Linked DNA regions of Mus musculus: region 2 is linked to region 1. The links are chromatin loops, found by intact Hi-C in ENCODE. Cell type or tissue: heart. All regions are shown on one strand. Each heading gives the region's core, and the rest is flanking DNA. Links, peaks and the distances in the headings are about the cores only.

What was found. Peaks named below come from ENCODE experiments on the same cell type or tissue, not always from the same donor. Only the 100,000 strongest peaks of a DNase experiment are listed, where the experiment ranks them.
Region 2: a loop joins it to region 1, with 2.3 times the contacts of the local background. A loop is called at or near these places in 7 of 42 quality-filtered maps.

What each region holds. Positions count from the first base shown.
Region 1 is chr12:73,675,150-73,690,511 of GRCm38, reverse strand. The region is part of intron 2 of Prkch (protein kinase C, eta); the gene reads right to left. Among named protein-coding and RNA genes, the nearest start is that of Prkch, 98 kb to the right of the region's middle. In heart, for the core only: no CTCF peak of the experiment used is centred there; DNase peaks (open chromatin) are centred at 4,382, 7,281, 7,361 and 10,852; H3K27ac peaks cover 1,811 bases.
Region 2 is chr12:73,624,854-73,640,215 of GRCm38, reverse strand. All of the region lies in intron 1 of Prkch (protein kinase C, eta), which reads right to left. Among named protein-coding and RNA genes, the nearest start is that of Prkch, 48 kb to the right of the region's middle. In heart, for the core only: no CTCF peak of the experiment used is centred there; a DNase peak (open chromatin) is centred at 7,325.

The DNA of each region.
Region 1 (15,362 bases), core at 4,065-12,064:
CTTGTCTAGGAATGGCCCCACCCACAGTGGACTGGGCCCTCCCACATCAACCATTAATCAAAAAAAAAAATGCTCTAGAAACTTGCCTTACGGAGGCATTGTTTTTTTCAATTATGATTCCCTCTTCCTCGATATGTCTAGGTTTGTGTCAAAGTGACAAAACCCAATGGAGTCAATCACAAATAAATGTTATTGAGGAATTATAGAAACATAAGAAAGCATAGAAAATATTATACTCCTATGATGGAAGAAGGGTAGCCAACCACTCAGGCCTTAAAAGATGAACGGATTCACAATTAGATATATAAAGTTCTGTTTGGCAAAGCACACAAAGAGTTGATAGAAACAAACTGAAGAGAAAAGGGGTTTGCCATACAAGGGAGAGGGTTACTACATAAGACATGTAGAAATCAGCCTGTCATAGTGGAACAGGCCTGAAATCTAGCTAACTGGGAGCTTGAGCCAGGAAGGTCACAAGTTCAAGACCAGCCTAGGGTATTTGGTGAATTCAAACCTAATCTGGGCTGTTTAGTGAGATCCTGTTTCCAGATAAAAAGTTTAAAAGAGGACTAGAGCTACAACTTGATGGGAAAGCACCTGGCTAGAACACCCTAGACCCTAGGGAATGAAGAGGCGGGAGGGAGGGGAGGAGGGAAGGAGGGAGGAACTCGAAGGACCCAATAAGGAAAACAAGTGAACAATCTCATAAAAATAAGGCTGAGATTATAAAAGACAATTTAAAAACTTCGCAGCTAGCCAGTAAACATGTCAAGGTATCGAATCCTATGTAAGACAGTCACTTAAGAACAAAACTAAATTTTGCTCTACTTCCTAAATTCATAAATATGAAGAGACTTGTGTGTGCACCTGACAGTGGTTGGTGGAAGGATAAACTGGGATCCTGAATGTCCAGGACTTATGGTATGTTCTCGGTACAAAGCCTCAGCACTCCCATGTACCAAGCAGGCAGCACTGCCTTCCTAGCTCTGTCCAGGAAGGGGCAACAAAGAGCACATTCAAAACACTCAGCACGAAGCATCAATCCATAGCACTAAAGACGGAAGCTATTTCAGAGATATTTGGCGGTGAGGACTAATATCTTTCAAAGTGTAAATGTGTATTTTCTTACATTCAGGAAACCACTTGAAGGATCTTTGGTTTTATATAAAAATATGCCAGTAAGCAAGAACATACAGTCTATCCAGGTATACGTACTGCAATCTGCTCCAGGAGAACCTGGGTCAGCTAGGTGCTATGGTACACCTATAGCCCCAGTATGCAGGAGGCTGAAGCAGGAGGGCTGCTTGAGCCCAGAGCACTGAGGACCATCTGGGTAACAAAGCGAGACCCTCAATTTTAAAAGTTCTTACATTGACAATAATCTAGACGCACTTGGAAGCAAAGGGGACACTACTATCGATGAGCATGGGTCACAGAAGGGATCAGTTCATCCAAGTTTCTTATATTCACGCATGGAAATGGCATAAGGAAACCCTGTTTCATACGCTAACATCCACTAATAAAAGACAGAGGGGGAATTAGAGTCTATATTAGGAAGCCCGAAGAATATGCAAGAAGAGCCAAAGTGAATCTGGATAAAAGGCCATTGAACTCAGAGGCCCAGACACAGGTAAAACTTACAGCTGTTTTTGGGAAGGAGTTTGCAGTCTCTGTTGTACTACCTAATTCACTTCTCTCTCATGTCTTCTGTCTCAAGAAGATAAAACAGAGCGCTGTCCTGTGCCCGCGGAGGATAATGCGTTATAGAATCAATATTTCTGCCAGGTTCTGCATCTCCATCTACAATGTTGGGCAACGGCTACACGAGGACAGAAGTCACCCCACTGCCCTTCCCTTTCCCATTATGCTACCAAAAGTCTCTCAGGAACCCCTAGTGAACAGGCTCCAAGGTTCCCCGGGTGGCAGATGATAACTGTGAGGCTTAGGCACTGCCACTTGTGTGATCATCAGCCTGAGACACCGCTCAGTGGTGGCCAAAGCAGGATGTGCATTGAATTGCTAAACACTTACCATACCTACACACAAATTAAATTCTCTGTAGGAGTCTAATTACCGAGAACCTATTCATTTACTCCTTTAATACTACAAAGATGGGCTAAAAGGTCAGCTTGCCTGCATTTTTAATATTTCATGAATTAAATCCTTTTTGCTTGCTCGGCGGCAGTCTGCAGAGCAGTAGCATGAACTCTGAACTTTCTAGATTCCTTCTAACCAGGGAATCTAAGCCGAATCTGTTTCTGTCCTCTATGCTGCTCCGGTCTTCCATCCTCCCCAGAATACCTCTGTGTTTTCCAACTAGACTCATCTTTATCCTACCTGCTTCAGAACTCAGCAGCCTTCACCAAATCCTCAGGCAGGTAAAATGCTCTCCAGTTGCATCACAGCAGCCTGAGAGCGGATCCCACTCTCATCTAAGCATCAGCCCCCTGAGCCAGGCTTCTCTGCAGGTCCTGAGCACACAGGGACTCTGCCTGCAGGCCACTCACCCTTTCCTGTATCCTTTCCTATGTGTACCTTTCTGTTTCAAAAGCAAATGTGCCTGTGAACACACACATGCACGCCCCACATACACACCCGGGAATCCGCAAGACATCTGGACACAAAACTTTGGGGTTTGTGTTACCCCCAGTGACATCCTCTTGACTGATGCTATGAACAGGAAGGGGAGAGGGAACTCTCCCACTGCAGACCTGCAGAGCTTCCTCATTGCTTGGCCTGGTTTTCTGTTTACTTAGGTCAGAATTTAAAGGGCTATAAAAGACTACCTAATCGTGACTGCGGCTCACGCCACCTGGGCTTTGAGAAATCTTTCAAATCATATTTCAGTCAGACACGTTGGGCAACCCCAACATGCTTTGCAGCTAAAACTTGCATCACAAGCTCTGCTTGGCTCCCAAGTGCCCAGGGCCTCCTAAATAAATAGGAAGTTGGCTCCGAGCCCTGGCTAGGAAATGCACATTCCAGTCTCCAGGGGTCAGCAGCCTTGCAGCCCTGATATGTCCCTCCAGGGGCTGACCATGAGCAGCCATTACCTGGATAGGGTGCAGGGCAAGTCTGTCAATGTCATAAAAAGGAACCTTGACAAGATTTCAAGTGTCGCAAACCTGACTGCTAATCTGCATACGGTTTTGAGAACTGTAGGCTTCTTACGCCTAGGAACTACCATGTAATCCCCACAGTTAGGGCTCATTTGCAAAAAGCTGTTGTGCACTAAAATTTACATCACGTGAGGCTCCACCGAGGCAACATGGAGCTCTGATCTCTCTTTAAATCAGCTTTAACTTTACCTCAAAAAAGGTAACGTCGGCGCCCTCAGAAGTTGTTTGTCTCACTAAGCTGATGTGAGGTTTTATTTGAAAAATGCTTTGGGTGCGTTCTGCCAAGGGGCGAGAGCAATGCTCGCTCACGTTTCCTAACTTTCTTTCTCTGTGTGCTCTTCGTTCTCGGAGTTTCCTGATATCTCTGGGAAGTAATACATTTTCTGGAAACTCAGAAACTAACAGGAAGGTTAAGTGGGGTCAGGCAGTCAGTGACATCAGAGAAGAGGCCAGATTCTGGTTTCTGCCGTCAAACTACAGAGTGACACCAACCCATGAACCCATGTCTTTCTCTCGCTCTATCTCTCTTTTTTTATTCTATTGAGAAAGTTGTTTTTTATCATTTGTAGTAGATGGGAGAAAACAATCATGAGTAAAACAAACCAGGAAACCTTAGGGTTGGCCAATTAACCAAATGTCCCGGATGCTCCCACGACACATCTCTGGAAGGGAATGGGACAAAACAGGAGCACTTTCCACCATGTTACTACACTCACAGAATAAGCCACTGTCTGATCACAGGGCTCTTTACAGGAAACACGATGCACATGAAGATGGGTGATCCTTGCTTGAAGCAATGCTGGTATGAACAGAGACAGGCTAGATGTGTACAAAGCACACATTTAAGTGAGTCTTTACAAGTATATACCACCCTGGGTGGGAGCCTTCGGTAGGAGGTAAGCGAAGAAGGAATCATGGGAGATGCATATGTTGTCCTCCGGTGTGCTGCATAAAGGTGCTGCTGAGTCTAACAATTGCTTAGAGGAGAGGGATGCGAATTTGCTGAATTAAGGTAGTGTCCAAGTTCCAGGAACTTCCATCACTGCCAATGCCCAACATGGCACGGAAGTCTATGCCTTTTTAAATGGCAGCAAAGCCCCAGCAGAGGTATTGAAAAGCACAGAGTCTTCTAAGTCATCCAAAGGAGTTTAACTGTACGACCCACAGCAACTTCCAGATTCAGATGATGCCATTGGACTCCTTGTCTAACGCTGGCTCTCAGGAAGCTGCATCCAGGTCTCCAAAGGACCCGCCTCCCTCCGAGAACGACAAAGACTCAGCAGGCTGAGAGCCAGACAGGCCGGCTACCAGTGCAAAGGGAGGATGGAGAAGCAGCTAGCTTGTTACGGGACTGTCTCTCCTGAGCTGCACTGGCGAGGGGACTCGCTGTCATCGAAGCATTCCTTGGTAGCAGGAAGCAGGTCAGAACTTAACTAACTGTGGCAATCCGGAACGGCACCAAAGTTCTATTAAGAGCCATGAGGAAAACCTCTCGCCAGGGTTGAGAAGACACCCTCACCTCCTAACCCCTCCTCCTCCTCATCTCCTTTCCTTCCTCACTTCAGGGATCTAACACAACTCCAAAGTACAAGCCCGTGCCTCTCAGGCCTTGTAGAAGAAGCTCTGCTCCACCCTCACCCCCAGTTGCTCTCATTGTACAGGTCTCAGTCTCCTTCATGGGAGATCAGACTTCTGGGCTCTCTGGATGCCCATTCATCTCTGTAGCAACTCATACTTGCTCCGTTCCCTTGGCTTCTCACAGTTGCTTAGAGACTGACGACCCCCAAATGTACACTCTAGCTACATCTTCTCTGTGGCTACTTAGCATCCCTCCCCTCACTATATCTCTAAGTTTCGTAAAACTTGACATTTATCAGACTGAACTTCCCTCAACACTGTCACTGTCCTCAGCAGTAACAGTTCCTTTATCCTTGGAGTCATCCAAAGATTCCCGGTGATGTCTTCAGAGCCTTTGCTGGCTGTTTGCTTGTTCTTGCTTTGTTCTGTCAGTATCTACCATCATAGGCACAGAGCTCGAGACCAGGACTTAAATGGCAAGTGCCATCAGCCCTGTACTTTCCAAATACTCAAATTCAAGCAACCTCAGATCAAGAAGACTTTCTTAAATGCATCACTATTGAACAAGCACACACTCTTGCATCATAGCATAGCAAGTACATCATATTTGCATTGTATTTAATATTATGAGTAATATAGAGGTTATTTAAAATATACATGATATGCAAATACTATGCATTTCATATACAGAGACTTAGTTGTTACCTCGACTTTGATATCTGTGAGGAATCCTAAAGCCAATAACCTCTTGCAAGTATCAAGAGGCAACTGGAGGTCACTTGGGAAAGAATTCCCAGAACAAGAGAAGACTGCAGGAACAAGATACAGAGGGAAAGGGAGCCCACAAAGTATGCACTACTAACAGGTTTCCATGCTGGGCATCTGAGGCTCCACACGTTGTGGGGAATCACAATGTAATGAGGAGAGATGAAGAAATTAGGTTTCTGCTCTCTGGCTGGCACATGCCACTGGAAGTTCACTAACTAACCAGCAGTTCCAGTTTCTTTCTGGTAAAAGGGAATATATCCAGAAAATCCAGGAACAAATTGCTAGCTTACTCCTGATTTCTTTATATTTTTCTATTACATATATTATATATATCACAGGTATGTGATATATAGTCATATATTCACACACATATATGTGGTATATTATATATACATATGGTATATGTGCATATATTATATATAATTTATGTGCATATTCTATATGCTTCTTTAAACTCTTTGTGAAATGGACTTTAACTAGAATATTTTCCCAAAGATAACTTTCAATGACTATGATACACACTGCTTCTGCACAAATGATTGAACCATATACATTACCTTCTGTCTTTTATTACCAAGTGTAAGAATCCTACGGTTCTTGTCATAAAAAAATATTAAAATTTCCTACCTTCTTATTGTGATTCTATAAATACTTCATTTTCCCTGAATTTATCTCACCCATAAGTAAATGTGCCATTACCCCTTCTCTGGCCTTCCTATTTGAAAAAGAAAATTCTTCACTGGATTACCACTAGGTTTCAGAATGACATGGGAAAGTTTCTCTTCCATCAAGTCTGGAATGGCTCATTTAGGGGCACATCTCACTGTTACTCTCAGTATTATTTTATCTAGAAAGTTCTCAAAATAGCATAGTACGTCATCTTGGGCTCAAGTTAGATTACCCTATGCTGGTTTTATTTGCTCAAAATGTAAACATTTTTCAATTATCTGGGTATTTTTCTTGTCTTTTGTTACAAAACTTCACTGAGAGAGGATGACCCTTCACAAACTCCTGTCCTGACAACTTTTTAAACATTGTATAGAAGTGAATCACACTTTGTTCATTGTTGTCGTTCTTGTTTAGAAAGATATCACTATGGGAAATGCACACGATTCAAAGACTATTAAAAAAAATTACCCTAAAGCCAGGTTTGGTGGCACACATCTTTAATCCCAGCACTAGGGAGGCAGAGGCAGGCCAGCCTGATCTACATAGTGAATTCCAGGACAGCCAGAGCTACATAGTGAGATACTGTCTTAAAAGGGGGAGAGGAGGAGGTTGTCTAAACAACACCTATACGGTTGGAGATTCCCAGCACCCACACAGTAGCTTCCAGCCTCCTGTAAGCCCTGTTACAAGGGATCTGATGTCCTCCTCTGCCTAAACAGAGATCAGGCACACACTAGACAAACAGACACATGTGTAGGCAAACATAAAATGAAAACAGATAAAGATATAAAATTAAAAAAAAATAAAGTCATCCTAATCCTTACTATACAAATAGCCACCAAATGCCTTCGCAAACATGCCAAGTACATACATGACATAGACACAGTCTTAAATTAATGGTGTCACACACGCCCTGAAGTGCTGCCCTAACTGCTTTTTAGCCCTCACCCCAGTCTCTCCACATTTTTCTTTAATGGCTAGTATTAATACTGAAGCTACCAGGGACCCATCATCTCTTATCCAACAAGTACATATCGCAACAGACATGACTCGAGAGTCTGAGCACAGCCCTCCCGTGGAAGCTAGGCTTCTCTTGCCTAGAATCTGTTTCTCTCTTTTACTTGAAGCTTAGGGACTCGTTCCACCCCCACCTCAGCCTCCAACCCCAGGTTGGTCTTCCTTCCTCACACACAAAAAAGATTCTTACACAAACAAAGTATCCAACCCAAATCTTTTCCAGATAAACATGTGTTTCCTGCCCCTTCGTTTGGCTTATTCCATTTCCCTTTCATTCCCCCCCCCCCGCCCCCCACCCCTCTCCTTTTCCACTGGTGGCTTCCTAAAGTCCTTTCCGAGCTCCTAAGTTCTGGGCAGAGGATTTAGAGAACCCTACTGGGCATGAGCCATGGAGACAGCTGCCAAGTCACTTCCTTCTCCAGTTCCACTGCTGGAAATTCCACTTCTCCAACTTCACTGCCTCCCATGGCTGACCCACCATGACTAAAAAAACAAAAAAAAACAAACAAAAACAAAAAAACAAAAAAAACAACCTACCCTGTTCACTGGAGTCAAACTGATGCAAAGCCTTACATTGAAAGTAGGGAGATCACAGTCAACTCCCTGCAACACTCGTGAGAGATTTAAACATGAGTTACTTTTCTTCTTCTTCTTCTTCTTCTTCTTCTTCTTCTTCTTCTTCTTCTTCTTCTTCTTCTTCTTCTTCTTCTTCTTCTTCTTTATCATCATCATCATCATTAAAAAAAAAAGAACAGGCAAATAGATGCTTCCTTTAATCCAATGTCATTTATATTATTTGGTCACTCCCTCTGAGAGGCTAAAAAAATTAAAAGCATACATCTTGGTTGCCGAACTGGGGCTTTTGCTGTCGCTTAACAATTAGATTATTCCTTGAATGAAACAATAACCAGATTAAGTTTAAAAGATTTTAAGAATTAAGCATGCTTGTATCTTGGGTTTGTGGTATAAATAAAGGTTTGATGGGGGCTTTTAACTTCTAATGAAAATAGGTGTTTGGATGAAACTCCCTCCTCTGTGACCCAGTGTTCTTTATTCAGTGCTACCAGAAATGGATCCAACTAAAGTTAATTGAAAAGGGTCTTTCTCTATTATTACCTTAACTTAATCTATGGCACTGAGTAGGAGCTTTGAGAACTTCAGCTCTCGTGGCATCTGAAGGGGCTGCACAAGCTGACAAAGGAGAAAAGCAGTCAGTAGTCCTACTTACCTGTAAAGCCTATGACAGTGCAGCAAGATAGGCCCGGAGGTGCAATAGTAGCACCTTGGACGCAAGCAACAGCTGTCTAAATTGAACTTAAGTAAGGTCCAAGGGAACTCATGTCTAGTCCTCAACCTAGCCAGCTACCCAAGGCTGGAGAGGTCATTGACCCCAGAGCAGAGCAGGGATATACTACTTCCTATTTGGAAAAACAAACTATGCAAGAGACATGAAGCACCTTACATGCTCAAAGCTCAGGACCACTTACAAGTGTAAGAAGAGATTAGTGTGGGTGGGCCCAACTCACTGGCAGCAGAGCTAGCCTTGGGAAGGCTGTACAGGATAGTATAAGAAAGCAGGCTGGACAAGCCTTGAGGACCAAGCCAGTAAGCAACACTCCTCCATGGCCTCTGCTTCAGTCCGTCTCTGGGTTACTGCTTTGAGTTCCTGCCCTGACTTCCCTGGATGAAATAATCCTTTCCTCCCCAAGTTGCTTTTGGTCATGGTGTTTTATCATAGCAAGAGAAACCCTAATCCCATTGGATAAAAGGACAAACGTTGAGAGTCCTGGTATGAAGTTACAACGTTGAACAGAGGCAATACTCTGGACGAAGCTATCTTGTGGGCATAAGGAACCCTATACCAGTTACTTGTTGCCTCTGAGCTGAGTTACCACTAGAGTTCCCTAGAAACAGAAAAGGCTGAGCTAAGTGATTGGGGGGGGGGGGTTGGTGTTCTTTTTTTTCCTCATTCCTAAGAGTCTTTGTAACTAGCGAAACTAGCTTCAAAGAATGAGGGTGAAGTCAAGATGACCTTTACTCTGTAAACACTTCAAAATGAGGAAGAAGGTCCTCAGAGATCCATGTGCCTTAAAAATGGTGATCTAAAATGATAAATATGTAGGTAGATATAAACAAAGATAGAGAAAGGTAGCAATGATAGCTAACAAGACTTCAAAAGACAAAAATTTACAACCAAACACTTGCATATAAGTCAGGAGAAAGAGGCAGACTAACTAAGCCCATTCCACTGCTCTAAGTGGGGCCTGCAGTACTGAACCTTAGAATTCATTGCAGACATGTCAGGATTCCATGCATAACCTTTCACAGAGAGCTTCTCTTCTACAAACCAGCAGAGACAAGGGGAATGGAATTAGTAAAATATACTGGTAGGAAGATTCTTGATCTAATTCAAAGCAAAACACTAAGCACAAGAAATGCAGAGCACCTGAATACCTGAAAATACTACTACGATGGACCAGATGTGACCGCATAATGGAAACAGGCCGGTTTCACCAGAAGAATATATTGGTATGGTATCTGTATTTATTGCATAGCAGGGGACAACATTTGCTTATCATGTAAATAGTGTTTAGTGCAGAGGGTCTGAGAAGAGAAGGGCCGAGTACTGTCTCAGCGCCCACCTGGAACTCCCTGAAGAAGATGCTACGGATGCTGAGCTCACACTCATTCTAGTTCCGAAGCGCACCACGGCTTGGCAGTTTCTAATTCAAGGAGATTTGCTTTCATTCCTCTAAGACAAGAATTGCCAGTTCATGGGGCAGATCTCTGCTTGCTCCTGGAGAAACCATGGCTGTACCGGTTTTTTTGATTTGTTTTGTTTTGTTTTTGTTTTTGTTTTTGTTTTATTGCAACCTCGCTGTGAAAAAGTCTAGCACGTCCCAGTCTCAGGAAGATTTGGTGTTGTGAGTATCGTCATCGTCTTGTGTTATGGCACTGTCATAGCATGTTCTTAATTAGTACTTCCCTAATTCCTAGGCACATTGAGCATGTATTTAGTAGTTCTTCATCAGACAAAAATGTCTATTCAAATCTAAAGAAGCAGTTCTCTTTCATTTGAACAATAACTTCCGTGGGAACTTTTTTTTTTTCTTAAAGAATCTAGTGGGTTTTTTTTTTCCTATTGAGAGAAGAAATATGTCATTACATTGGTTCCATAGAATTCAACTGAATACTGCCTGGCTAAGACACACAGACTGAACGTAAAGGTAGCAGAAAAGTAAGAGAGTGTGTCTACTCTTCGTTTATGCATGGAAAGGAAGCAATAAAACCTATACTGAGTTTTAAATTCCCACAAATATAAGATTATTTGAGCCAAAATATATAGAATAAGGTTGTTGGTTTTTTTTTATAAAACTTCTCATTAAACAAGAAAGCACAGCATAAGATGTAACATTTCAATGTCTTAAAAAATAATCCAAATGACACCGATTCTTTCTCTATTCATAGTTCCAGCACACAAGCACAGCCTTTTCATTTTCCTGGCCTCTTTCGGATGAATCTTGTTAGCCTCATTATCAAGTTCCTAATTAACGGACATAGCCCTGACTGTAGCAACTGTCACTGTAGCTAGTCAACTGTGGCAGAGTCCAGGGGACACACATTCCAGGACCCCAGAGGCTCTGCAAGGAGCAACTCTGGGTGTGACCACTTGCCTTTGTTCTGGAAGGAGGCACTAAGCTATTGTACAGACTGCCTTGAAAAAATATTCAACTTCATCTTTGATGACAGAGATCAAAAACAACAGAGGAACTCGGGCCCTCTGAATGTCAAGCATTTACAAACAGCTACCATGTGCCGTGAGAAACAGAGTTGACTCGGTTCTCCAAGCTCCTATCTGAGCTGTCACTCAAAGCTTACAGACTTAATGTAAACAGAGTTACCCGATGCAAGGACACAGAGACGACGGTGCTCTTCCTGGCCCTCACGCTTGCCTTCAGTCTAGTATTTGTACTGAACAAGAAAATAGGAGCGGCTTCATGTGACCCACAAGGAATATGGCTTTCTGTGTTTCCATCAATCCCCCAGACTAACTGGAAACTCCTGTAAAACTGGAGGGGTGGGTTCTAAAATAATTAAGAGATAATTCCATCTTGCTTTAGCTCTGCTCCCTTTAAGAACCTTGTTTTAGTCAAATTTGGTGGCACAGACCTCCTTGAACCCCAAGGGTTCCTAGGGCTGCTGGGGCAGGCAACCATGCCCCCCCCCCTCAAACTCTTGCACACATTCAGCTGCCTGTGTATTTTGTGTGCCTTTTGTTCTTAAAGATTTTTTTTTTAATGTCTTGCAGGTCAGAACTAAATTTTATGGTTTTGTGTCCTCTCAATCTGTTATAATGAGCAAAAGTTCAAGGCCTGCCTGAGCAGTAGAAGGAGTTCAAGGCCAGCAGAGGCAGTTTAGCCAGACCTTATGTCCAAAAAGGTAAAAAGAAGGCTGGGAACACAGCTCGGTGGGAGAGAGCTCGCTTAGCTGACATGAGACCCTGTGTTTAAAAGTAAAAAGAGAACAGTTTTAACCTTTGGCCTTGAATACCACAATGGGACATGAACCACCCCATTCAGGGTCTCTTAAAATATCTAAGCAATAAAAGGATGAAACCATAGCTTCTGAAAGCTGGTCTGCCTCCTTCTCCAAAGAGGTTTAAAGGCACATAGAAAAAGCAAGGTAGAAAAGGGGAAAAAAAAAGAAAGACATTTTTAACAACAATTTAGTCATGTAGGTAACCACTGACTCCCAGAACCACACCAGTAGGGACTGGACTATCTTCCGTGCCTCACAGACACCGAAATGTCTCCCTTATCCAAACTGAGACCTGCCTCTGAAAGACTTAGTGTGTCAGGGCCAACTTAGAGATGAACACAGATGTCAAAATTGCACTGATCATGTATCAATCGACCTTTGGGAAGAGTCCGTCATAAACAGCACTGTCTGCTCACATCAGAGCAAAGGTGGGTTCTGAGGTCCGGCCATAAAATGAGACTTCCAGAGGGAAGCTGCCTCTGCTCTCCACAAGGACCCGCACGTCCCCAACAAGGGCCTGCACGTCCCCACTTCCTCATCCACTTCCATCAGGATCATGCCCTGACTCACCAGAAGGGAAAGAGTCCAATACTGTCACACAAAAACTTTCCATGTTTTCTTCTGATAAAATTCCTCTGTTGACAAAGGTATGGATTGCTTCACACGGCCACTGAAGAGAAGACATTCTGAACAGAAACTACTTTAAAATAAGCTACAGACTCTCCACCTAACAGGATGAGCGACAGGGGACTGTCACCCTTCCCTATCTGCAGCAAACACAAAACACAACTGGGCTCCACACAGAATAAACTGCTATGTGAAACAAAAGAGGCTTTCCCCCAGTTGAAGGGCTATTCAGAGGAGACCCCCTCATGCAAGGCAGTGTGGGTGGAGGGATCTGTCCAGTCTTGCTTCTACAGCTTCGGGTGGGTGCAATCTGTAAGCTTTATCTCAGCCATGCGCCTGGCAGCTTGAGAACTGTCATCAGAATCAGTAACTAAGATGATCACAGTTTCGTCTGTTTGGATGTTTTCATGGAAGGGGCTGGCACAGACCAGCACAACAGGGACTGTGTCAGAGTGGCAGTGTGGGTGCATGCAGAGGCAGGGATATGTAAACCTTCCCTGAACAACAACTACAACAACACACAAATGAAACTATCCCAGTTGCTCCATGGGCTGCTTTCTATTGGCCTGGGGGTCAAGGGTAGCCTCTCCAGAAAGAGGACGACATGGGGACTGCCTTAGATGAAAAAAAAAAAAAATCACTCAGTTTTGCTAAGTTCCTGGACCTGGGATCAAGGATAATAGGCTTAAATTCCTAAATGTGGCACGTGTGGCCTTTCATTTAGGACCTGTGCTGGCTCAAAGGAGAAAGCAAGGGGCTCAATGACTATTTGGTCCCCAGATGATAGCGCTGTTTGGGAAGGATTAGGGGGTGTGTCCTTGTTGAAAGAGGTATGTCAGTGGGTGTGGGCTTTGATATCTCACTCTCCCATGCACGTGTGCTCTCTCTCTCTCTCTCTCTCTCTCTCTCTCTCTCTCTCTGCCTCATGGTCATGTCTCAACTCTCCCAGCTACTGCTCCAGCACCATGCCTACCTGCCTGCTGCCATGCTCCCCACCATAATGATCAAGGACTCTGTCATGGTTTATATATGCTTGGCCCAGGGAGTGGCACTATTAGAAGACGTGGCCTTGTTGGAATAGGTATGTCACCATGGGCATGGAATTGAAGACCCTCATCCTAGCTGCCCAGAAGCCAGTATTCTGCTATTAGCCTTCATATGAAGATGTAGATCTCTCAGCTCCTTCTGCACCATGCCTGCCGGTATACTGCCACATTGCTGCCTAACTAAGACAGACTCTAAGCCTCTGAAGCTGTAAGCCCCAAATAAACTGTTCTCTAAGTTGCTTCAATAACAGCATCTTATCACAGCAATAGAAAATTAACTAAGACAAGGAAGCTGTTTAGTTTCCAAACCTAGCCCAGCATCCCCTTCTAAAAGACAGTCTCAAACTTGTGGTGTGCTCATTGCTTAATGCCCATCTCCTGCTGGGCTTCTACTTACCACACACTCACCTGCCATGGCTTCTCACCTTCCCAAAACTAAACCTCACAAAGTACTTCCTCACCCTCAGGCCTCTGCAGAGCTTCACAGCCCATCACACTCTTTCCAGTTCTTCCTGTGTCTCTCCTCAGTTCTAATGCTCTCCCGTGCTGAGGGAGTGCTCTGTGCAGCCTTTACACTCTGTGTGTGTGCATTCAGTTACCTGTGTATTTTTGCCTTTAGCCCTGCAAGATGACAACACTCTTGCAGGCAAGACCTAAATGTTATGGGTTTGCATCCTCCCGACGACATCTGTATCAGAGACTGTCTGACTACCATGAATAGTGTCTCTGTGGATTATACTTAAGTGCTATTAAAAACTATAAAATGCAATTTCAAGAGCTCTTATCTCATTCCTGTGTCCCTGGATGCTATACTCCAAAGGGACTTCTTGTTTCCTAAGGGCCATCCTGACAGCACAATGATGCTGAGAAGGAGCCTGCCACTGGAGCCATCTGTGAACCTTACACTCTAACACATTTTCACCCAGAGATGTAGGCAGCTTCACACCAACACCCTTTGTAGCCTGGAAAACAAATGCTTGGTGCATACACACCTTGTCCATCAGAAATGTGTATGGAGTGTGAATAAGAGAAAGCACAGGAGCTCCTGTGTGTGTGTGTGCACATGCTCATGTGTGTACACACTTGTAAAGAGCAGGGCCTTCAATAAGCTCCCAGCTTACTGTAATGTGTCTGCCAGTGACCAGAGATCCTGAGACTCAACCTCTCAGTGAGCCCATTCGAGGTGTGACCAAGAATCTGCATGTTACGTGCTGAGAACCAGAGGTCCAGCAGGAAGGACACACAAGTCAGTAAACAGAAAAAGTATAAAAGCAATTGTCGTCTTATCTCCGGTCTATGTGGCCAGTGTGCTAGGAGACATGAGAAGAAGCACAAGAACTGTCCAGGAATCCTCAACATATTTGGAGTAGGTGATGCCTGAATTGGATCTAAAGTTTTGGGGTGTCAGTAGGAACAGGGTTTTTCAGCAACCTGCATCCCGCCAAACTCCTACAGCAAATGACTGCTTTTCAGGCCTTGGACAAAAATCTTCAAAACTGTGTATCTGCAGCAGGCCGTGTTATAATCAGACCTTATTGCTCACCCAGCCTGGCCAGCCCTGTAGTCCATATCAGCTCTGACCACTGCCATCCTTACTTCTCCTTACTCTCCCACCCTGCTTGCTAATTCAAGTGACCAACTTCAGAGAGGCCTCGGGGTTTGAGAACTTTCAGTCTGAGTGTGACTGCCCTCCTCACAGCTCCCACAGAAGCAAGGCCACCACCCTCCTTAAGCAGCAGCAGCACACTGCTCAGCCTAGAAGTGGGGGGAGGGGCAGAGAGATGCATGCCTGGTGTCCACAGTACACTCAGGCGGGAGTGAATGGGTGAGTGAATGAATCCATGCTTGCGTGAGGCAGTCAATGGGAGTGAGAGTGTAAAAGAGCCTAACACAGTTAGGTCCTTACACGCCTTGTGCTCTGACCAGACTGGAGCATGTATGATAGACATGTAAGTATGAGAGTTTTACAAGGAGCCAGCTTCAGGTTGGGACCAGAGAG
Region 2 (15,362 bases), core at 3,320-11,319, 50 kb after region 1:
GGTTGATTTCAGGTAGCTTTTCAGCCTTGGGTCTCCGTGTGCTTTCGGCGCCTATGAGTCCAAGCACTGCAGAGACAACAGAAGTGCGCAGGCACATAGTGTTTGCCTGGTCTGCCCCTTTTCTCTCTGAAACTTTCTGCTGGGGGAATGTGTTGTGTGCTTGCCACATGTGGGGCTGACTCAGGCCCCCCTGCCGCTAAATAATGGTACCTGGACAGTCACTGCTTATGATGGAGCACCTCAAAGACTAGGTCAAGTTCTAAAGAATGCCATCTCCTCTCCTGAATCCAGAAATAGTGTCAGGTTGATACTCTGCTCCAGTTAGCCACCCTGAGAGCTCACTCCAGAGCACATGCTGAGGTGGGAGAGGGGAGCCCCACTTGCCTTATGCACTCTCCTCCATACTGCAGATCTCCTACAAAGAGCACTTCTGCAGGAGCCCATCACTTCTCCTTTCTGCTGGGTAGGGCCCTCCCAAATGAGATGAAAGAGGAAAGGGGCGTCTCTGTGGCCCTGGTGGAAGGGGGACTGTACCTATGATTCCTCCTATTCCAGGGACCCAGAGTGTACCCCTCTTTTATTAACCACCTTTATGGGTTCAGGACTGGACCTCTCGTTTTGTTTTGTTTTGTTTTACAGAACTTGCTTCAGGAAAGAAGAAATATTAGACTAGGAAGAATCTAGATACCTTTGCAGAACAGAAGTATCTTAGTCACCACGAAATAATTATTCTTTTGTTCCCTGGCCCACTCTAACAGTTTAAACTGACAAATTGGGTATTTTAAATTGATATAAATAATCCCAGAATTATTCTATACTATTGATTCTCATTGCCCATTTGAAATGGAGGAAGGAGGTGAAGGCCCAGCAAAATCAAGCAAGATTAAGTACAAACCATACAGAGAAAACTCTAAGCATTTCAAGGTATTTCACATGCCTCTCTGGTTAATGGCTCACCCACTGGACTATCTTTGGAAGACTTGATCCCAAGGCACATTACAAGCATCAAACCCAAGCATCTATCTCAATAGCCATTTTATGACATCTTTACTCCCTTTGATCTTCTAGAGGGAGAGATGAAAACCCTACAAGGGATGAGACCACGCCTAGAAATCCTGCCAGCTGTTTTCAAGGTGGATGGGGAAGAGCAGGCAGGAACAGTGCAGCGGTCAGGGTGCGGGGTGACACATGGTTAAATGCAGGTTGTTCACGTAAGGTCAGAAACACAGGCTGAGGACCAATATGGTCTGATGACATATTAGAGGCTGGCCCTGACCCTGGGGTGACAGGGAGTACTGGGGGGCTTCAACCAACAAAGCCACAGCATCATCCTTACGTGTCAGACCTTTATACAAAGAAGTCGGTATGGGAAGTAGACAGAAAGTGGTGGTGACGGGCACACATTAAAGAACTTTTCTAGTGTGCTAATCTGAATGAAGGAAGTCCGCAACAAAATGGGAGTTTAGGAAGAAATAATACCCAGGAGGGAGACTATCCAGCCACTTTGAAGTACCAGGTAAAGAGGGTGGCATGTCTGGGATCAAGGACCAATCTTAGTCCCAAACTGACTGAGTCACTGACTGAGCCAGAGGCTCCATGGGAACGAACGGGGCTAGAAAAAAAGAATTTGATTGCCTCTGTTGACTACGTATCCACTAGGCTAACCTAAGCCACTCTGGAAGCTCGGGTGAAAGAGGAGAGACACAGATCACAACTGAGCAGGTGGCATCCACATGACAAGTGCTGCTCAGACCAAGAGAATCGAGTGCTCTGAGCCACCAGAATGTCTCCCTGAGAAGTGGCATCTACACTGAGACCTGAAGGCACGTTACGAGTGGAAGGTGAGACCACTCTGAGTCGGTGGCCTGTGGAGAGAAGACAGAACCAGCTTGAGAGCAGGCAGTAGGGTGGGAGGCTGGAAGAGCATTCACAGAGAATCAGAAACAGCTGCATCCAGGTGACTTAGCCCACAATGAAGGCCAAGGAGAAACCTGGGGTTCTGCACCTGGTAAAATGATAGAGACCACTGGGCAGAGGGGCAGGTTGTCTACTAAACCAGGGAACAGCAACTTACAGTCTAGAAATATAGATAATTTTGGAATAATGTAATTAATGAAAACCATCTAACAAGAACAGCAAGAGAAAAAGGTCAAAAGGATGTCACCTTAGGTTGCGTGACCAAGTCGAAAAGTCACTAAACAGTACCCCAGAGCCAATTTCATCAGACCGTCATTTTTTTTTGTAAATAAAGTTTTATTAAAACACAGTCATGCCTTTGTAAGTCTCAGATCATCTAACCAGAGCCATCATTATAGTCAGGGACCATATACAGTCAGGGACCATATGATGACAATTCTCCAGGGATAGACTGCTGCTATGGCCATGGTCCTATCAGGTAATGTTGAAGCTAAGAGTTCCTATCAGTCAGTTATATCTTAGGGATGGTGATGTCTCTGCACATGGAATTATGGGGCTGTAGCAATACTGGGGTAAACAACCCCTCTGAGCTGTCAGGGACAGAAGAGTGCAGCATGTGCAATTACGTCCTACACATAACACTTGATAACAGACAATGAGTACTGGCTTATAAGTTCCTATAAGAATGCTTGTCATTATTTGAAAATACAGTCATACTTAGCAAAAACAACCTCACTGTACGGCAGCCTGCCATGTTACAGCTGCTGCATGGCTCACCCATTCTCAGGTCTCCTGATAGCATCAGGGCAGACTCAGTGAGGAACCTCACCACCAAGATCTGTGTTAAAATTGCCTTTTATGACCTTCTATGACAAAAATGCAGAATGAGGAATTCCTCAGGATGTAGCCCATCATTAGGTAACATGGGACTACAGTGATGACAAAGATGGTATGGTCCACCAAGCCAAAAATCTCTGCCCTTTACAGAAAACAAACAAACAAAATGGAAGAAGAAGAAGAAGAAAACACTTTTTGGAACACTTTCCATTAATCATGACGGAGCTCTGAGGGAAAGAGCAGGATTCAGAGGGAAGGAAATGAGTCTAAGTTTGGACACAGAACTCCTGAAATAGAAACAATTGGTAAGAAGTTAGAAATAAAGGCAAAATGTGGAGTGAAGATAAGGCTGGGCGACCACTTGGGAAAAGGTAACCCTTTACATACATCAAACCCCTCAGGAGGGGCGACAGGAAAGGAAGGGAAAACAGACCCAGAGAGAAGGAAGAAGAGAGAACCGGAGGAGACCCTCGGGAGGTGGGAAGTCTGTGATGAGCAACCTTGGAGAAAGTTCAATACTGGGAACCTCCAAGCGCCACAGTGGAGAGGGAAGATGACTTTAAAGGGACTGTTAGACGTGGGAAGTGGAGGCAAAAGGGAGACTTTATTCATAACGCCCACCTCATCTCCGGCAGGCCTGGGGAGGGAGAGGTTCCTTTATGCAGCAAGGAATATTAAACTGTGTAGTTTAATGATGTCAGAAGATAAATTTAGAAGTGTTGGGCTAAGGGTTTCTGACACCAGGTTAACAGATGAAAAGTCAATTTCAAAAAAAAAAAAAAAAGCCTAGCAAAAATCCTTAAGCAATAGTTTAAAGGCTAAGCCTGGGGGTGGGGGGAAAGGGCAGACTGGACTGTAGGAGACCAGAGTGAGTGCTGAATAGAAAACGAAGAGAACTGGGTGGCAAAGGGCAGGAGGCTTGAAAGGGCTCCAGTATCTGAAAGGTTAAAAGGTTTACCTGGAAGATTCTAAGAAGGGGAGCTAGTTTGGGGTGACTGGTTTTCAAATATACTGACTGTATTAGGAGGTTGTTTCAGCAGAAATGCTTGCCCGAGAGAGAAATGAGGGTTGAAACCTAAAAGTAAGCCAGGCCAAAGGGAGAAAGATGTTAGAGCGATCCACAGGACAGCTGGGCTGCAAAACTGTTGTTGAACTCAACAACAGACAAGGGATTCTACCAGTTTAAAGAACAATGGCTTGGGGACCATGAGAAAATGGGAGGGAGCAGGTCCCGCAGGAGAGAAAGAACAGTGTCTGCTGGGCTCTGTGTCTCCCATGGGCCACACACAATTCTTTCTCTTATCTTTACAGCCACCTTCAGACTGAAATCGTGTGTCATCTTTCGATGAGGCACAGCCATCCACAGGTGAGTGACTTAGTAGGTCAGTGGCAGGTTGAACTAGTTTGGATTTTAAGGCCTGGCTACCATCCCTACCACTCTGTGACTGGAACCCAAACATGCCTGTGACTTTTTAATAAACCTTGTCACTTAATGTTTTTCACACAGGAAGTTTCATCAAGTTTTCCTGTCTCGTTTATTTGCTTGTTAATATCGACGTCGACCTGTATTGATATAGCTAATGCTAGTACTCGTCAAAATCTGCACAACTTCACAGCACCGTGAAATGAATCGTAGTCGATTAAAACTAAATCTGGGAAGATCTGTGAGAGGAGTCAGTGAGTAAAGATGATTTCTACGCAAGCCTGATGACCCAATTTGATCCCCAGCACCTACGTAAAGGTGGAATGAGACCGCCAACTCCTCATGATTCTGGCCTCCACATGAGCACCATGGAAGACACATAACACACTCACATGCACACACATGACACACACACACACACTTATGCTTTTTTTATAATTAAATTCAGGACATCAAGAGTCCCTGGGTAGAATACAGAAGGCAGAGTCCAAATGAAAACCAATTACTAAAATGTATGAACAGTGTCACTGAAGCAAGAGAGGGGGGCAGCCTGGCCTAAGCAACTTTAGGACAATGTAGAGACTCGGAGAGAAACTGAGTGGGATGTAATGCAAGTTCTGAACAGTAGCTGGGGAGTTCTTTCTTGGGAAATACTTCTTGGCAGTTTAAGAAGTGAGCAGATGAAGGGTAATGAGAGCCAGGAAGAAGAGTCTCATCCAGACAAGGGGCAAAGGCTAGAAGGATCCATGAGGCACCACACTAGAGTTAGAGACATCAGTATGAACTCACATAGAACACAAATCAATTGCAGATAGACACACACAGAAATTCTTAATACATGAGCACATATACAAGAGTTAGAAGACATCAACTTCTTTAGTCTGTTAGTTGAGAAAACTTACAAGCAGGATCGCCCAATAACAAGAGGGCACTTAGCATCTGAAACTTGACTTCTTCCTTCCTTCCTTCCTTCCTTCCTTCCTTCCTTCCTTCCTTCCTTCCTTCCTCCTTCCTTCCTTCCTTCTTCCTTCCTTCCTTCCTTCCTTCCTTCCTTCCTTCCTCCCTCTCTTTCTCTCTCTCTCTCTCTTTCTTTCTTTCTTTCTTCCTTTTTTTCTTTCTTTCTTTCTTTCTTTCTTTCTTTCTTCCTCTTTCTTTCTTTCTTCCTTTCTTTCATTCTCTCTTCCTTCCTTCCTCTCTCTCTCTCTCTCTCTCTCTCTCTCTCTCTCTCTCTCTGGTTGGTTGGTTTGTTTTGAGACAGGGCTTCTCTGTGTAGCCCCAGCTGTCCTAGAACTAACTCTGTAGACTAGGCTGGTCTCGAACTCACAGAGCTCTACCTGCTTCTGCCTCCCGAGTGCTTGAATTAAAGGTGTGTGCCACCACTACCTGTGGACCTAACTTGGCTTTGAACACCATTCTCCAATAAAACAAAAAACAAAAAAACTAAGGTTCCTTGAAGAAATAGATGATTAAGATGGATCAAAAATATCAATGTCAACTTGAACCTGATAACCTGACTTCATCACCAGCACCTACACAAAGATGGAAGCAGAGAAAATAAACAAGTGCTTAAAAAAACAAACTACACTCCCACAGTGAGGACAGGCATGTCACTGAGAGTCAAGGAAGCTGACTGGGAAAGCTCCCCAGGTCAACACTGGCAACGTGTAAAACTAAAAGTCTATAATGGTACAAATGGCTGAATAGGGGCTTGAGAGATGGCCTGCCAAGCATGAAGACTGGAGTTCAGATCCCTAGCACCCACAAAAATGCCTGGTGGGCATGAAGCACACCTGTAACCCCAGCATTCAAGAGCCAGAGACAAGGGGATCCCCTGGAACCAGCTAGCTCAGTAGAACTATATGAACTGGTGAACTCAGGCCTTAAGGAGAGATCTGCCTCAATATACAAGGTGGATGGAGGAAGACATGGTACACCGGTCTCTAGGTTCCACATGCATGTGTATCCACATGCACACTCATGCTTGTACTCACAGGTGACAGCACACTCACACATGCACATACACATATATGCACACAAATACACACACACAAATGCTGACTGAATAAATAAGGGCACAAGATTAGAATTCTAAATAACTTATTTCTGAACACCCCCTCAAGGAAGTGAAACATAGTTTCCACAGCCTAAGTGTGGGCTGAGCATAGCGGCTTCCTTTCGAAGACTACAATATAGATGGGAGGGGTTAACTATAAGAAATGTCTGACAAACCTCAGCCAGGGGAGCAAGACTCCCATCAGTGACGACCTGTGTTCATTCACCATGTGTGTGTATGTATGTATATACAGGGCAATACATTAACTAGCACACACTAATGCCATCAGATCTGTCACTCAGCACCTTCAGTCTTCCTTCCCAAACTCTAGATCCAAGAGAAACACCAGACAAACCAAATCAAGTCACTGTACAAAACGCCTGGCTAGTATTTCCTAAGTTGGGAAGCACACCCAAACCAAGGAAAGTCTGAGAAACTGTAGTAACTCTCAGTTACTAGGGGGATTCTGACCCAGAAATAAGACATTAAAGTAAAATATAAGAAGGCAGAGAAACCATGGAATTTAATTAGCACAAGTGCCATTAATGGTTCATTGACTGTGAGGCACGCCACACAGGACACTAGTCCTCGAGGAAAGAGTTGGAGGGTATGGAACTCTGTGTGACCTCTGTAATTCCACATCTCTTTTAAAATGTGCATTTATGCAAGAGATGTGACTTTTAAAGGAAAACTGGCCTCGAGGAGTTCTAAACCCAAGTAAATCTCAGAGGGATGTAATCTCATACTCTCAGTCTCTTATCAATTACTACAGATGTTCCTTCAGTCTGGCTCCATCACCAGGTGGGTGAAAAGAAAGCCAGAGACAGCCATGCAAAGGGAAACCGGACCTTCCCAGACTGCAGGGCACACAGCTCCTGCTCCTGCCCAACTTCCCACAGCTGGCCAGGTGTCAGCACCCCAGGCTGAGCAAAGGTGCAAAGGTCACGGGAACTGCTAGCTACTTCACAGTCCTGAGGAGGGACGGCCTCAGGGAGAACCCAACACATTTTTCAAAATAACTTCCTTCTCAGAATTGTTCTCAGACAAGACTGGCGAAGTCCCCTCCCTAAGCTGAAAGCAGAAGAAAGGGCAAGACACAGAGGAGGGGGAGGAGGCAATGTGAAGGAGGAGGATGGGAGAGGGGTGGCCAAGGGACATGGGGAGTCAAAAGCACAGCTACAAACCGCCAAGGGATATCTAACATCGGGAGTAACGTTTTGCAGCTAAGGCTGAGTAATATGAATAACACCACCATGCACATGACACTATTTGATTTCTGCAAACTCGGTGGAAAACTCTAAACAAGAAAGTTTCCAACACAGCCTGGGCCTTTTATTCTTGTCCCCAACACTTAGGGATTAAGGACTGCCAAACTTTGCCCAAACCAGCGCCCCTCCTCCAGATTCTCCCAGGAGCGATTAAGGATGAGGACTCCCTCCACCCCTCACCCCACTCCCCATCCCACCCCCACATCAAGCCTCAGAAACCAGCATCCCAGTTGACAAACTCCTCAGCTGACTCCCATGCCTACGGAGTCTGGCAACCACTGTGGGTAGTTTCTTCTTCATGTTATCACCACCCTGCCCCTCTCTCCACCAACAGCCAAAGATGGTTCCTTGTATATATAGGACTGTCTGTTCAGGGAAATATTCAGGTCAAATATCTCCACTCAGAAAGGCTGAGGACCAAAAGTATTTTAAATGCCAGGAGAGGTTTTTAGATATTGGAATATTTAATATACTTAATATACTTAATGAGATGTTTTAGGTCTGGGACCCAAGTCTAAACATACATGTTCCAGGCATACCTTGAAACAGAGCCTGGGATAATTTTGTACAAAATTTTGAGCACACCTGTATTTCAACTACAGCCCATCACATGAAACCAGGTAGAATCTTTTCAACTTGTGGAATCATGTTAGCATTCGAAACACTTCAAATCTTAGACAATTTTTAATTGGGGAGGGAGGAGAGAGAAAAATATATATAGAAAAATATATAATGCTATATATGGAGAAATAGGTTTTTCTGCTATGATCTCTGTGACTTTTTAAAATAAGTTCTAGTCACAATTTTTTCTTCTCCATTCTTTCGCTAACTGCTTGCTATTAATAAACCAACACTTCAGAGGAAACCGCTGCCCGTAGTTAATCCAGCAATACAAAACATTCAAGAGTTTAGTGTTAAGGTAAAACCCAAATGCTCTGGGAAAGGATGCTGTCAGAAGTAATATTTCCTAATAACCACTAAATTCCACAAAATAGACTCAACATCCAGGAGTATATGTGATAAAATTACAATAAACATGTGGAAATCAGAATGGGGGTAATGAAACAGGAGAACGAGTTAAAACACGAACAGTGTAAGCTGTGTTAAACCTGAGCCACAGATGTGAATTCTGAGTTCTGAAGCAAAGGGAGGGGGGAAACCGGAGTTAGCAACACAATTAACGCCAATCATGCCGACACCACGCCCATTTCTCAGAAGAAATAATTCTAAGGCCCTTCAGTCAAGGAAGGTGTTTCTAGTGCCGTGGTTCTCAGTGTACGCTTTCAGGGCCAACAGCATCATGGTTGGCACCTCCTGCAACAGAGTCAGAGCTCGAGGTGAGACCCACCCACCTGTGTAACAGACCCTGCAGCTGACAGTCATGCCTTGCTGTGTCTCCACACACCTTACACCGAGGGTGGTTACACCCCTGTTCAGAAACATCCCAACATGCCACACCAGGGGTTTTCCCCAGGGCATGATGAAGGCAAAGCTGATCTGCACAGCCTGGAAACGTGGGGCCCGGCAGACCTGGCAGGCTGTGTGATCCACGTCTCCCAAGGTCACGTATCAGATTCAGTTCAGAACGTCTTCAGGATAATGGATAAACGTGTCCATGAATGGACATCTGCTCAACACTACCACCTGGGCAGTAAGTACCCATCAGCAAATACAGAGTGTCATTCTCAAAGGCTGCAAAACTGTTTCCATGAGTTTGTTGTAGTTGAAGGAAAACTACCAGTTATAATCAAACATCTTCCTGTCTTAAATTAAAAAAAAAAAAGATAAAATCTGCACAAAGCCTTCCACAGAAGCTCTGCGGTTTTAGCTCCACAGTCCAGTAAGAGGATGTAATTAGTACCAGCCCAGCTTTACAGATGAGAAACAACCACACGAGTGTACGGGTGCCAGAGGACTCATCTCCCTAAGTCCTCTGACCCTTGGCCCGGTTGTTCCTTTGACCTTAAGCGTCAGTGTCTGCTGACCCACAGTAGAGCAAAGGCAGCTCTGTCCTCTGTCGCTTCTCTTATAGTTCAGCCGGGAGGAGTGTGCCTGCGTCAGGCATGAGACAGGATCCCGCAGATATCACAGAGCAGGCCTCCGCTTGCTGAGAACACGCAAGCTCAAAGACCAGACCACCTTGGGATCCCGTTTCTCTCTTTCTAGAGGAAGTGCTGGTGATGGGTAAGAAGAGGTTAGGGGTGGGCTCCAGGGTCCAAGATCTGTAGCAGAAATTGCCTTAGAGATTGCTGTCATGCTCAGTGGCCCCAGGTAGCACGGGAAGACTGGGCCCAACCAAGGTAATACTTTTCATCTGACTTTTCTCCCTAGGCAATCCTGACTTGACAAACCATTTCATAAGATCCACACACACCTAGAAGCTCTTCCAAGCATCCCAGGTCAAGGGCCTGTTGTCTATCTGGGAAGACAATATTTATTGTCATTATAAGAAAGTTACAAACAGGCCATACATCATCTCTGGGATGTCACATCCTTTCTAGAATGATTCCAGGTCATAGGCCCTTCAACTAGGCCAGAGTTAAGGAGTTGGCATCTACACCCATTCATCCAACTATTCATCCCAGAAACATTTATCTGACGCCATTACGCTCCAGATACCATGCTGGGTGCCAAAAATAGGGAAAATCTGTGGAGGAGAGCAGAAGCAGGCTTGCACTGTGATCTCACCCATGTGACCTCACCCATGGTGAACCTTGGGGGTTGTTACACCATAGCAAACATCTAATGCATGGGGTCTCTACCTCTCCCTTTGGGGCAGCAGCAGCTCCTACTGATTTTTTGGATCCCGTGTCCCTTGAAGACATTGCCATCTGAATAGTTTAGACTGGGGTAGAGGTGGGCATTGGTCCTTTTGAGCATTAGCTACTGGCTGATTCTATGCTTCTCCACAGATACCATTCACACTGTCTTCATCTTTCTGTCACTCTCCTCTTACTGCCATATCTTCTGCTGACTCTTTAAAAAACAAACAAAAAAACAAACAAAAAAAACTCTTCTTTTTAAAGTTTTTTTTTATGTATATGAGAATACTGTAGCTGTCTTCATACACCCCAGAAGAGTGCATCAGATCCCATTACAGACGGTTATGAGTCACCACATGGTTGCTAGGAATTGAATTCAGGACCTCTGGAAGAGCAGATACCACTGAGCCATCTCTCCAGCCCCTTCTTCTATCTCTTAAGCTCTAGCTCCGTACTGAATGGAAGTGGAGGAAAGCCCTCACCATCCCAGAAAGGACATGGAAGTGGGAGAAAGCCCTCACTGTCCCAGAAGGGATGGGACCCATAGGAAAGCAGATATGTTCAAGAAAACAGGGTTCCTTACAGTCAGAAACATTGTTTCCCACACATCCCACACCACAGTAGAGTACCTTACTGCTATCTTAGAGCAGAGAGGATGCTAGGAGCAAAGTCCAGACAGGTATTCTCAGCAGAATCAAGGCTGGGGAGACCTAAGGACCTCTAGTCCAATTTCTGTCATCACTAAAGAGCTGCAGGAGCTAAAATTACCTCAGAGCCTTTGGCACCTGAGGCAAGTACACACACACACACACACACACACACACACACACACATATGCACAAAAGCACCATGAAACATGGGATGGAGAAGGGCATTGCTTGCATAAGGACTTGCATTGATTACCAAGTCTGGGTACAAGCTTCCTTGCCTGATGAACAGCATTCAGATTCTCAAAACAATTAATGTAAGGTTTCAATGACTAGCTCCTATTTCCTCATGTCTGGAAAACAGTGAACTCTGACCTATTACTTCCAAAGTTAGCTGATGCCAACCTGGGCTTCCCCTAAAGTGGTCATCTGTCAACCTACAATTAATCCCCACTGACCTTCCTGAAGGATGCCTTCGTCAAGAGGCAGAGTCACAGAATACTTTCCTCGAAGGTTTGGATTCTTTCTGTAGTGGCTCCTTACTCTCTGTGATCTTCTCTCAACAAAATAAAGAAATACAAGGGCTGGAGAGATGGCTCAGCGGTTAAGAGCACTGACTGCTCTCCCGAAGGTCCTGAGTTCAAATCCCAGCAACCACATGGTGGCTCACAACCATCCATAATGAGACCTGATGCCTTCTTCTGATGTGTCTGAAGACAGCTACAGTCTATTTACACACACTTAGGCCAGAGAGAGCGGGGTTGACCAGAGTGAGTAGGACCAGCCGGAGAGAGAGCTGGGATTCAGTTCCCAGCAACCACCAACCACATGATGGCTCATGATGAGTACAGCTACAGTGTACTCATATACATAAAATAAATAAATAAATCTTTAAAAAAAAAAGGAAATACAAAAGGACACAAAGTCATGGAAATGATATTCCTAATGTAAACTTTGCTTAAAGTTTCTTCATCTCTCATTAGGAAATGGGGGGTGCTAATATGTGCCCATGTGGTTGTTTTTAACATCTTACTTGATAAACCTAAACAAAAGAAATAAAACCTTATTAAACTAAAACTCCACACGCCTTCGAAGTGTGTGACTGTTACTCCCACACACGTCGGGAGGACCAGGCCTCATTTGCAAAGAGCTTTGCAATCAGTTTTGTCGGCTGACAGAACAGGCGGTAACACAGACCGCCTCCTCGAGGTTGAGAAATTGAGGCAAAAAGGCAAGACGGAAGGTGCAGAGCAAGGGTGTGGTGATGCCCAAGCTGTCGCCTGTTACTTTCCTCTCTACTGTTTTTATCCTTCAGACTTCACCGCTTTCTGTAAAGGCCTGCCCGCTGGCCCCTTGCATGTGTCTTCTGGTCCTATTACGCCTGCTTGCTTCAACCCTGTATGATCGATCCCCTCCATGGTTTTGTGCTTGCGTGCTGCTTCTGCAACTCAGTTGGAAGCTCTCTGAGAGCAAGAAACACGATTATTCTCTTATGTGTCCTCACTACTTGATACATCATAGAAAATGATGACTCCATCATTTGTTTTACTCTTCACTTAGCAGACGAAGGGTGCCTCCAGTTTAAAGTAAAAGGGGAAACATGGCATGTGGCAAATGAGACTTTAAGTGGAAATACATGGAAATGCACAGAATTCAAGCCCATTTCCACTGCTTTCCGCAGACTGGGAAATGCTCAAATCGGCTTTACAAGTTTTAGTTGTTTTTGTTACTACTCCATTATCTAGGGAAATGTATAACATGCACACCCCTTCCTACCCCTTTAAAGAAAGCAAAAGAGAGCTTTAAGTGCATTGCCCACCCAGCATGGTGGCCCATGCCTTTAATCCCAGCAGTGGGTAAACAGGGTCAGGTTGATCTCTGAGTTCAAGACCAGCCTGATCTACATAGAGAATCTGTCTTGAAAACCCCAAAAGATGATGATCTTCATGACAATGATGATGATGATGACGACGACAGTGATGATGACAATAAATACATTTCCCAGAGCCAATACACTAACTAAATTGCAAACAATGGAATGACTAAAAAGTAAAATACAAACAGATGAAATATTACCATAAATTATACCCACTGTCAAATCTCCTAAAAGAGTCAGGAACTCGGGCTTTTTTCCATCCTTAAGCAAATGGGCAGGAGTCTTCCACGATGCTGCCCTATACCTGCCTCTGCATCCCACAGGACAGCTAAAGCACTTAGGCCTTATGGAAACATACTAGCCTAAAACATAATGTTGTGAAGGAGAACAGAGGCCCTACTCCCGCCATTTTACCTGGTTCTGTCCTCCATCCATAGGCCTTCCCTGACAGGCCACTTCTGCCATCTACCCCTGGCCACACCCTGGAGCATCTCTGTCCAGAAATCTACATCAATTAACAGCCTCCTGCCCTTCTCCTATGACACCTGTTTGTCTGGGTTGAGGGACTGTGTTCTGTGCTTCAGCACAAATAACTGAATTACATGCTGTAGCCACTGTTTTTGTTAGCCCTTTGGTACATTTTCTTCTTTTTTTTTTTAACATCCCTCCCACACACCCACTCTGCCCTAACTTCTCTCTCTTGTCTTGTCTTTCAACCACATCTAACTGGTCAAATGCTACCAAGAGCCAATCTTATCATCTGTTGCCTCTGCTCAGATATACAAGCTCGAGCCACTGTGTGCGTGTGTGGTGTGTGTGTGTGTGTGTGTGTGTGTGTGTGTGTGTAAATATGTGCAAACATGTGTATGTGTGTTAGTGTGTCTGCATGCATGCAGATGTGTGTATATGTGTGCACATGCATGAATGAGTACACACATGTTCATGTGTGCATACAGTGTGGACAGGTATGTACACAGATGTGCACTTATACCCGCAGAGGCCAGATGTCAACCTCAGGTGTCTTTCTTAGTTGATCCTCACTGCTGTTGTGTTTTCTTTTTGAGACAGGGCACCTGGAGCTTGTTAATTTGGCCAGACTGCTAGCCAACAAGCCTCAGGTTTCACCTGTTTCTACCTCCCCAGCAGTGAGTTCCAAGCATGGACCACCACACCTGCTTTTTTTTTTTTTAATGTGGGTCCTTGGGATCAAACTCAAGTCCGCAATGTCCCCCATTCTGCTGGCTGTGCATGCCATCTTTCTAGCCCCAAACTCATAGTCCCAACTCTCCGTTGGGTCTTGGCATCTCTTCAGATCTCTTACACTTGGCTCATCTCTTCTTCCTCCTCCTTCCAGACTATCCGACTCCAGAAGTTGTCTTCAAGACCTCAACTCCGTTATACTCTGCTATGAAACACTAAAGCTGACTTGGGGGTGGCCTATCCCAGTGGTTTTGTCCTTGTTCGGGTCATGTTTAGGCAGCCATGATGGTAAGACTTACTGGTGTAGCTTCTCTGACACTTCTGGGAGACACAATCTCACCAACAACTTCCTGTTCCTCTGGCTCCCCTACAGTCTTCCTGCCTCCTTGTCTGCAATGATCCCTGAGCCTTAGGTGCAAGAGTTGTGTTGTCAGGTGGGACTTGACTCCACAACTCTGCATTTTTGTGGGCTGTCGTTTCCTGTAATGGTCTTTATTACTGAGGTAAGCATCCTTGATGTGGGTGGGGACTACACTTCTCTGGGGCATAAGGGTAAGTATTTAGAATGTTGTTAGAAATTGTGCTGGCGAGTAAAGGGACAGCTGTAGGTTCTCCTCCAAGATCCATGACTTCACTAGCCCTCATAGGATGCTTGGCTAAGTTATCCGTACCAGGCATGATTTCCTTCTTGTTGGGTGTGCCTTACATTTGACTAGATAGCTGTTGGTTACCTCCTGCACCATCTTAAGGTTATCATGCCATGCAGGTCATTGTTGTGGTGACACCACAGCTGAGCACTGGCTGCTTCCATCCTTTGGAAGGCTACACGGCACCTTCTGGCACCACGAAAGCCAGTCCTCAGGAAGGAGGCTTTCAGGTCAGATCCAGTTCAGGTCCTCTGGACCCTGTGTCTGAAATGCATAGTGTCTTGAGCAAAAGGGACTTACTGTCCACTTCTAGGGGGGACAACAAGGGCAATAGCAATAACTTATGTTTTGAAAGACTCTTGGACAACCCTAACAACAACACAAAGGAGGGCTCCTCATGGTGGCACATGCCTTTAATCCTAGTAGTTCAGAGGCAGTGGCAGATGGATCTCTGTGTGTTTGAGGCCAGCCTGTTTTACATCAGAAGCGCCAGGCTAGACAAGGCCAGGAAGTGAGACCATGTTTTAAATTAAAAGGAAAAAAAGGGGGGGGGGTGGCAGGTTTCCATGCCTCCTGCTTTTGAGGCAGCATTGTTAGCCCAGATGGGAAATTTTCACTTAAACTATGTAAATGTATATATCAACTTCTATGTGCTATAGATATTTTTAGGTGGTTAACAGTATGCTTCCTTGTGGGTTTTTAGATACCCTATCACTGTTTAACCCTCATTTC